Regions from separate parts of the Homo sapiens genome. Here region 1 is linked to region 2. A link is a loop called in an ENCODE intact Hi-C map of the cell type or tissue named here. Cell type or tissue: K562. All regions are shown on one strand. Each heading gives the region's core, and the rest is flanking DNA. Links, peaks and the distances in the headings are about the cores only.

Region 1 (4,379 bases), core at 254-4,253, 59 kb after region 2:
CATGCCTGGTCTGAGCTTTTCTTTTTTAATGGGCCTATACTCCTGATACCAAATTCCCAGATCAAACCACAGACAGAGCAAGCTGCTGACCAGGGTCAGGGCTCCCCAGAGAGCTAGGTTCCTCGATAGGACAACGGCATCTTGTTCTCATCAGGAACCAGACCACGCCTGAGGTTCCGTGGATGATTACAAACAGAGCACGGGCCATCCATCGCTGAGACCCAGGGAACTGCATATGAACCCCCCACGCACACCCACACACAAGCAGGACATGGGAGATGCAAGAGACCAGACCACAAAGGGGAAAAAAAAAATCACTGGTTCCACGTCACAAAACTGAAGTGTGGTGCTGGAAATACTCACCGCTCAGATGATTTCCTCTGACTCAAATCAGAGTCAAGGGACAAGCGGAGCCAGCCAAGGACATCAGAGCCATCCGTCCCACCAATCCCCCGGAACCCCCTTCTGAAAGGGCCCATTGGACTTCAGCTCATTCCTCAAAACACCTCTCGGGTCTCTCATTTCGGGAATGTTTATCTGAGGGGAGGCCCAGCGATTTGTTCCGGAGTTAAAAAGGAATACTATTTTAGCAAATTGGGGGAATCTTGGAATAACCTACCAAGTAGGAGTTTGGAGTTCCAAAAAGAGTCCTCGTCTCTGTTTAACTAAATGCCACCCATGCCTGGTTTCTTGCGTTTTCTTTTTTAACCCTCCTCCTGGCTGGTGGTTGGTTTGGTCTGAAAGTGACTCCGGTTTTTTTCTAGGGTCTCCTGACATGAAAGTGAAAAGATTCCAAAATATCTGACGGGGCTAAGTCTGTCTTGATCCTCATAGAGGCCAAATGGAGAAGAACCTTCATTGGCCACCAAATAAGGTCCCTCCAAGAAAATTCCAAGCAGTCAGCCAGCATAATGGGCCAAGTGAGATACAATTAAATCCATTTCAGCAAACCTTGATTGATCTATGGCAAGCACAGCAAGGAAGAAGGCGCACTTCCTTCTCCTGGCTGCCTTAAGGGTAGACAACAAGGAACGCAATTAATCAACCAGAAAATGTAACGCCTCAGAAGTCAGCAAGAACAAATTAGGAACTGTGAAAAATGTCACAGGAAGAGAAATATTTAGTCAGTTTTTCCCCCACGGCTAAATTTGCACTGAACACGAAGACCTAGTTTTCCATGCACAGAAGGCTGGACTCTCATCTGGTGTCTTACAGACCCCAAAACTCCAAGATTGGTTAACCAGGATGCTCAGATTATCTTAACGCGTTTAAGGGAACTCAGCCTGTGCCTCACAAAATTCAAGAAGTGATTTGTTTTTTCAGAGCTGACAATTCAAGGAGATTTTATGTTGAACTCAACTGGAAACAGACTGTCTACACCCAGTTGTCCAGAATGAACTAAATATTTTCAGTAGACACGTTGCAAAGCTTTCTCTCTTTTTTTTGGAGACAGAGTCTTGATCTGTTGTCACCTAGGCTGGAGTGCAGTGGCACGATCTTAGCTCACTGTAGCCTCAGTCTCTTGGGCTCAAGCGATCCTCCTGCCTCAGCCTCCCAAGTAACCGGAACTACAGACACGTACCACCATGCCTGGCTAATTTTTTCATTTTTTTGTAGAGAAAAGGTCTCGCTATGTAATGCCCAGGCTGGTCTTTTTTTCTTTTTTTTTTAAATTATTGAGACAGAGTTTCATTCTTGTCACCCAGGCTGGAGTGCAGTGGTGCAATCTTGGCTCCCTGCAACCTCCACCTCCTGGGTTCAAATGATTCTCCTGCCTCAGCCTCCCGAGTAGCTAGGATTATAGGCGCATGCCACCACGCCCAGCTAATTTTTGTATTTTTAGTAGAGACGGGGTTTCACCATGTTGGCCAGGCTGTTCTCGAACTCCTGACCTCAAATGATCTGTCTACCTTGGCCTCCCAAAGTGCTGGGATTACAGGCGTGAGTCACTGTGCCCAGCCCCTGTTGTGGAGCTTAAACCCAACCTCGAACGAGACAAGTAACCATTCTCCCACAAAATGACTTCAACACTCACAACAGGCATTCTGAATTTACATGCTCTTTCATTACGTCCTGTTTCCTAACTTTAAAGTGCATTCCTGTTCTGAAAAGATAAAAAGGACCTAGCACAATTGTCTAGGGTGTTATTTATGAGAAAGGTCTGTGCAACTATCTCCCTCTAAGGAAAACCATCTGAAGAGGGAAAGCTCCATGCCTACGAATGGCTGCTTAACGTGGCCAGACGCAAATCCAACAGAGACCCTCACAGGCCAGGCCACACTGCTCATGTCCCAGCTGCAGCCCCACACCTGGTGTGAATCCCAGCACCACCACCTATTGGCCGTGTGCTCATGGGCATATGAATACAAGGCAGGCCAGCCCCCAAATTCGGGCTTAGCCCAGAGGCTTCTAGGCTTTGTCTAGGAAGGAATTCAAGGCTGAGCCGATGGTGTTAGCAACTTTTATTGAAGCAGCAGCACGCACAGCAGCAACAGAGGTCCTGCTCCTTGCAGAGCAGAACCACCCCCTTACCAGGGCACCCAGAGCAGCAACTTAGAGGCAGTGTTGCACTCATATTTATACCTACTTTTAATTATATGCAAACTAAGGGGTGATTTATGCAGAAATTTCTAGAATGGGGGTAGTAAATTCCGGGTTGTCCAGTCATTGTCATGGAAAAGGGCATCCACGTGTTGCCATGGTGATGGTAAACTGACATGGCCCACTGGCAGGCGTGTCTTATGGGAAGGTGATTCTGCCCTGGACCTATTTCAGCTAGTCCTCAATTTCGACTGCTATCCAGGCCCTGCCTCCAGCGTCGAGTTCTGTCTCCTAACTCATTACCAAACCTCTGTATGCCTCAGTTTCCTCATCTCTGAAGTGAGGCTAGGACTACCTACTTCTCAGCTTGTTAGTTCACACACAGACCCTAAGGAGAATGCAGAGCACATTGTCCAGGCTCTCAAAGAGTTGGGGATCGGCCAGGCGCGGTGGCTCACACCTGTAATCCCAGCACTTTGGGAGGCCGAGGCAGGCAGATCACCAGGTCAAGAGATCGAGACCATCCTGGCTAACACGGTGAAACTTCATCTCTATTAAAAAAAAATACCCTCTCCCCTCTCCCGACGGTCTCCCTCTCCCTCTCTTTCCACGGTCTCCCTCTGATGCCGAGCCGAAGCTGGACTGTACTGCTGCCATCTCGGCTCACTGCAACCTCCCTGCCTGATTCTCCTGCCTCAGCCTGCCGAGTGCCTGCGATTGCAGGCTCGCGCCGCCACGCCTGACTGGTTTTCGTATTTTTTTGGTGGAGACGGGGTTTCGCTGTGTTGGCCAGGCCGGTCTCAGCTCCTAACCGTGAGTGATCCACCAGCCTCGGCCTCCCGAGGTGCCGGGATTGCAGACGGAGTCTAGTTCACTCAGTGCTCAATGGTGCCCAGGCTGGAGTGCAGTGGTGTGATCTCGGCTGGCTACAACCTCCACCTCCCAGCCGCCTGCCTTGGCCTCCCAAAGTGCCGAGATTGCAGCCTCTGCCCGGCCACCACCCCGTCTGGGAAGTGAGGAGCGTCTCTGCCTGGCCGCCCATCGTCTGGGATGTGAGGAGCCCTTCTGCCTGGCTGCCCAGTCTGGAAAGTGAGGAGCGTCTCTGCCCAGCTGCCACCCCATCTAGGAAGTGAGGAGCACCTCTTCCCGGCCGCCACCACATCTAGGAAGTGAGGAGTGTCTTTGCCCGGCCGCCCATCGTCTGAGATGTGGGGAGCGCCTCTGCCCCACCGCCCCGTCTGGGATGTGAGGAGCGCCTCTGCCCGGCCGCGACCTCGTCTGGGAGGTGAGGAGCGTCTCTGCCCGGCCGCCCCGTCTGAGAAGTGAGGAGACCCTCTGCCTGGCAACCGCCCCGTCTGAGAAGTGAGGAGCCCCTCCGCCCGGCAGCCGCCCTGTCTGAGAAGTGAGGAGCCTCTCCGCCCAGCAGCCACCCCGTCTGGGAAGTGAGGAGCGTCTCCGCCCGGCAGCCACCCCGTCCGGGACAGAGGTGGGGGTCAGCCCCCGCCAGGCCAGCCGCCCCGTCCAGGAGGGAGGTGGGGAGGTCAGCCCCCCACCCGGCCAGCCGCCCCGTCCGGGAGGGAGGTGGGGGGGTCAGCCCCCCGCCCGGCCAGCCGCCCCGTCCGGGAGGTGAGGAGTGCCTCTGCCCAGCCGTCCCTACTGGGAAGTGAGGAGCCCCTCTGCCCGGCCAGCCGCCCCGTCCAGGAGGGAGGTCAGGGGGTCAGCCCCCCGCCCGGCCAGCCGCCCCGTCCGGGAGGGAGGTGGGGGGGTCAGCCCCCCGCCCGGCCAGCCGCCCCGTCCGGGAGGGAGGTGGAGGGGTCAGCCCCCCGCCCAGCCAGCCG
Region 2 (4,379 bases), core at 193-4,192:
TCTGGCAAAAATGTTCATTGGGCTCTGACAGGCTGCAAGAAAACCTCATAAGGACAGATCCTTGCCTTAGTGACCTAGTTCCAGGGCTTTGACAGCTAGTACAGAGGGTCTGGCCTGTCACATTTCTTTTTTTCTTCTTTTTTTCGAGACAGGGTCTCGCTCTATAGCCCAGGCTGGAGTGCAGTGGTGAGGTCACGGTTCAACGCAGATTCGAACTCCTGGGCTCAAACAATCCTCTCACCTACATGTCTTAAATAAAATTGAACTAAACCTGTGTCAATCGTTGAAGGACAATTTCCAAGATTCTCTAGACAATTGTTACAATAAATGTAACAATTTATTCACAGCCCACAATAGCTAAGCAGGTGGAAGCTATACACACCTCCCCTTGTTTAACTCTGACAACAACCTCACCAAGGAAGTTCTATGTCCTCTTTTTCTTTTTTTAAGACGGAGTCTCACTCTGGCGCCCAGGCTGGAGTGCAGTGACAGCTCACTGCAGCCTCCGACTCCCGGGTTCAAGCAATTCTCCTGCCCCAGCCTCCCAAGTAGCTGGGATTACAGGCACACCTGCTACCATGTCCGGCTAATGTTTGTATTTTCAGTATAGATGGGTTCCACCATGTTGGCCAGGCTGGTCTCAAACTCCTGACCTCCGCTGATCTGCCCGCCTTGGCCTCCCAAAGTGCTGGGATTACAGGTGTAAGCCACTGCACCCAGGCATTTCTTTCTTCTTTTTGTTTTTTTAGAGACAGGGTTTTACTATTACCCAGGCTGGAGTGCAGTGGCATGATCACAGCTGACTGCAGCCACAGCCTCTGGGGCTCAAGTGAACCTCCCACCTCAGCCTCCTGAGTAGCTGAGACTACAGGTGTGTGCCACCACTTCCGGCTAATTTTTCTATTTTCAGTAGAGATGGGATTTCACCATGTTGGCCGAGCTGGTCTCGAACTCCTGACCTCTGGCGATCAGCCCACCTTGGCCTCCCAAAGTGCTGGGATTACAGGCGTGAACCACCTCACCCGGCCATTTTTGTTTTGCTATCATCCAGGCTGGAGTTGCAGTGGCACAATCACAGCTGATTGCTGCCATAACCTCTGGGTCTCAAGTGAACCTCCCACCTCAGCCTCCTGAGTAGCTGGGACTACAGGTGTGCACCACCATGCCTGGGCTAATTTTTTTTTTTTTTTTAATTCTTAAAAACCTTTTTTAGAGATGGCATCTCACTACATTGCCTAGGCTGGTCTCGAACTCCTAGGCTCAAACGATCCTCCTGCCTCAGACTTCCAAAGTGCTGGGATGACAGGTGTGGGCCACCAAGCCCGGTCTCTATGTCCATCTTTCTGATTTAAATAAATAAATAAAAGTTACCACCCTCATGGCTCCAAGGCCAAAGCTTCTAGCTTCTGCAACACCAAAGCGTGCTGACAAGCCAGGAGGCACTGACTGCTGACCGTGAGTCGCTGTCTTCCCCTCGCTTAAGGGGTCTCCCGGGAAAATGGCACAAGCCGGTCCCGGGGGCCAGGGCCCACTCGACAGCCCAGGAAGCGCGGGCAATGGAGCTACCCGGCCCAGAAGCGAAATCCCGCCCCGGGCTCGCCCCCGGCGCCTTGGATCTGGGCCCCGGCGCTGCGCCCCCCACCTGGACTCCGCCGCCGGCCCCGGCCTCCCCACGGCCCCGCCGGCCCTGCCCCTGGAGACCTGAGGGCGCCCTCCTCCCGGGGAACTGCGACCCGGAATCCTGGCCTCGCCCCTGTCGCGCTCGCTGAGTGCGGGGACGGTGCCCAGCGCTCGGCACCCAGCCCCGAGGCCAGGACCGAGGAAGGCGACCGGGCGGACCCCCAACCACTCCCGCTGTCTGCACGCGCAGCAGCAGCGCCCAGCTCACCCCGCCATTGGTGTTCCCCGCGCCTGCAGCGCGCCGCCGGAAGTGCCTGGCCTCACTTCCGGTCAGAGGCCACGCCCCCGGAAGCGGCGGTGCAGGTACGAAAAGCGCGCGCGGGGATTCCAGGAGTCGTGGTGACCAGGGAGGGGAGCCGGGCCAGCGGGCGGCAGGAGACTAGGGGAGCTGAGCCATGGGCTTGGGGGAGAGCGGGGCCGGGAGCTCGAAGGAGACCAGAAGAGCAGGGTCGGGGGCTCGAGGGAGACGAGGAGAGCGGGGCCGGGGGTTTGGGAGAGAGACAAGGAGAGCGGGGCGGAGGCTTGGGGGAGACCAGGAGTAAATCACAAAAATTTACTTTGGAAACCGTGGCTTCTGGCAGAAACAGATCAGTGTCGGGACAAAGTACACGGGCCTGGTGTGAAACTAAGCCACAAACCCATTTACCCTGTCTGACCTGCCTCCGCCACCAGGACCCAGTCTCAGTGAAATGGGAAAGGTTCCCTTGTCCTCCTCGAAGGGCGTGCGATGAGGATGTGGCTCACTTCTTCAGTGCCCCGCTTCTCAAGCCTCTAGGGGAACATACAGACAGGCAGGCTGAGGGGCTCCCACCCCACGGCAGTGTCTAGGGGTGAATGTTTGCAGCTCCTGAAGCCCCAGCAGGCATGTGTTAGAGGGTGCTCTTTCAGTTTAGCCTTGTAGGTGGCTTGTGTTAGTCAGCTGTTAGACTCCCTGCCTTATCGCAAGGACAGAGGGCTTTCTGTATCCCTAGGTTTCTTGCCTTGATGTACTGGAGCAATCAGATCACACGGCGGCTTGGAGAGTGAGTGCAAGGTTTTATGAGTGGAATTAGCCCTCAGCAGATGGGGGAGCCAGAAGGCAGTTGGAGTGGGAAGGTGATTTTCCCCTGGAGTCGGGCTGCTGAGCAGCCTGGGCTCTCCTCTGACCGCCCCTGCCAAACTCATGGTTCCATCAGTTGATGGCCTGCTGGTGCCTGTTGGTGTGCTTTCCACGTCCTCTTGACGTCCAGCGGCTTGTGTCTCTGCCCACTATAAAAAACCACTGGGGTTTTTTTATAGGCACAGGACGGGGACGTGGCGGGCTCGGGAAATGCAACATTTGGGCAAAAAAACAGAAATGCCTGTCCTCACCCAGGTCCCTGGGCACAGGCCTGGGTGTGGAGCCCTGGCCAGAGACCACGCCCTCCTCTACCCAGCACTTCCCTGCCCCCTTCCTTATCATCTGGTCCCTTTTCTCAGACACCACAACTTCCAAGAAGGATCACTGGTCCTGAACCCTGTGTCTTGTCCAGGTGTGGACCCCAGAAAAGTTGGTCCTGGCTGGGCGCAGTGGCTCACGCCTGTAATCTCAGCACTTTGGGAGGCTGAGGTGGGTGGATCGCTTGAGCTCAGGAGTTCGTGACCAGCCTGGGCAACGTGACAAAACCCCATCTCTACTAAAAATACAGAAATTAGCTGGGTGTGGCGGCTCATGCCTGTGGTCCCAGCTATGTGGGATGCTGAGGCAGGAGGATGGCTTCAGCCAGGGAGGCGGAGGTTACAGTGAACCGCGATCACGCCACTCTCCTCCAGCCTGGGCAACAGAGCAGGATCTTGTCTCAAAATAAATAAAGGAAAGTTGGTCCTGGCCCTCCAGCATTTCTCCAGGGTCCTTTTTTCAGCAGGGACCTGGCGGAGGCATCGCCCTCAGAGTCCTCTGGACCTGGACCTGCACACCTATGGGAGCAGGAAGGACCCTTGTGACTTCCAGTGGCCCCCCTGGGTGCCAGGTCCCACAGTAGCCACAGCAGGAGCAGAGTGGGTGGGGTATAAACTCCTATCACAGGAGGGAGGACTAGCCGGGCCTGGCTGGGTGGACCTGTGTCTACAGCCACACATTTCCTGGGAATCTGGAAGCCTGCTACAGAGAGGCCAGGTCCCACTAGACTGAAAGAAGTTCCTGTTAATCCAAAGGCCTGACCTGAGGACCACAGGATAAACTGCGTGGTTATTTTGGTGCCAATCAGGCACGGGGACTGTTGTTCCTCACTGTGTGCCTATAAGCAGGGGGTTCCTGGGGGTAGACGCAGGAGCAAGAGCACGCTCTGGAAAGGTGATGTTGTCCTCTGCACCTGAGTACTGACTTGTGGAGAAGGAAGGTAGCGCCGGCCTCTGCTCTGCTTGATCAGCCCTGCTGACCACTGGGTTCTGTTTCTACCCCAGAAAATCACTGGTTCAATGGCAGTTTTCCACCTGCCACAAGGGAAGCCACACGTGGCAGGGCTGGGGAGTTACAGCATACCCCCCCGCCCCCCACTGCCTCCCAGAGCACGTCCCCTTCCTCCTGGCCCCTGGCACGTGCTTCCTCCACGCACGTCATGGCTGACTCTGCCCTCTCACCTTCCTTTCAGAACCCAGGGACCATGGGCGCCTCCAGGCTCTATACCCTGGTGCTGGTCCTGCAGCCTCAGCGAGTTCTCCTGGGCATGAAAAAGCGAGGC

What was found. A loop is a pair of places that touch in the nucleus more often than their neighbours do. Peaks named below come from ENCODE experiments on the same cell type or tissue, not always from the same donor. Only the 100,000 strongest peaks of a DNase experiment are listed, where the experiment ranks them.
Region 1: a loop joins it to region 2, with 3 times the contacts of the local background. A loop is called at or near these places in 43 of 110 quality-filtered maps.

Annotation. Positions count from the first base shown.
Region 1 is chr7:2,298,982-2,303,360 of GRCh38, forward strand. All of the region lies in intron 1 of SNX8 (sorting nexin 8), which reads right to left. Among named protein-coding and RNA genes, the nearest start is that of SNX8, 13 kb to the right of the region's middle. RefSeq lists enhancers at 2,213-2,262, 2,263-2,763, 3,266-3,766. In K562, for the core only: a CTCF peak has its summit at 2,308 (motif pointing left); a DNase peak (open chromatin) is centred at 2,084.
Region 2 is chr7:2,240,274-2,244,652 of GRCh38, forward strand. MRM2 (mitochondrial rRNA methyltransferase 2) reads right to left here and starts at 1,932. Exons shown (of 3, transcript NM_013393.3): 1 at 1,889-1,932. The coding sequence starts at 1,896. NUDT1 (nudix hydrolase 1) reads left to right here and starts at 1,953. Exons shown (of 4, transcript NM_002452.4): 1 at 1,953-1,983; 2 at 4,290-4,379. The coding sequence starts at 4,302. RefSeq lists an enhancer at 465-1,316 and a silencer at 1,639-1,858. In K562, for the core only: no CTCF peak of the experiment used is centred there; DNase peaks (open chromatin) are centred at 1,978 and 2,628; H3K4me3 peaks cover 2,210 bases.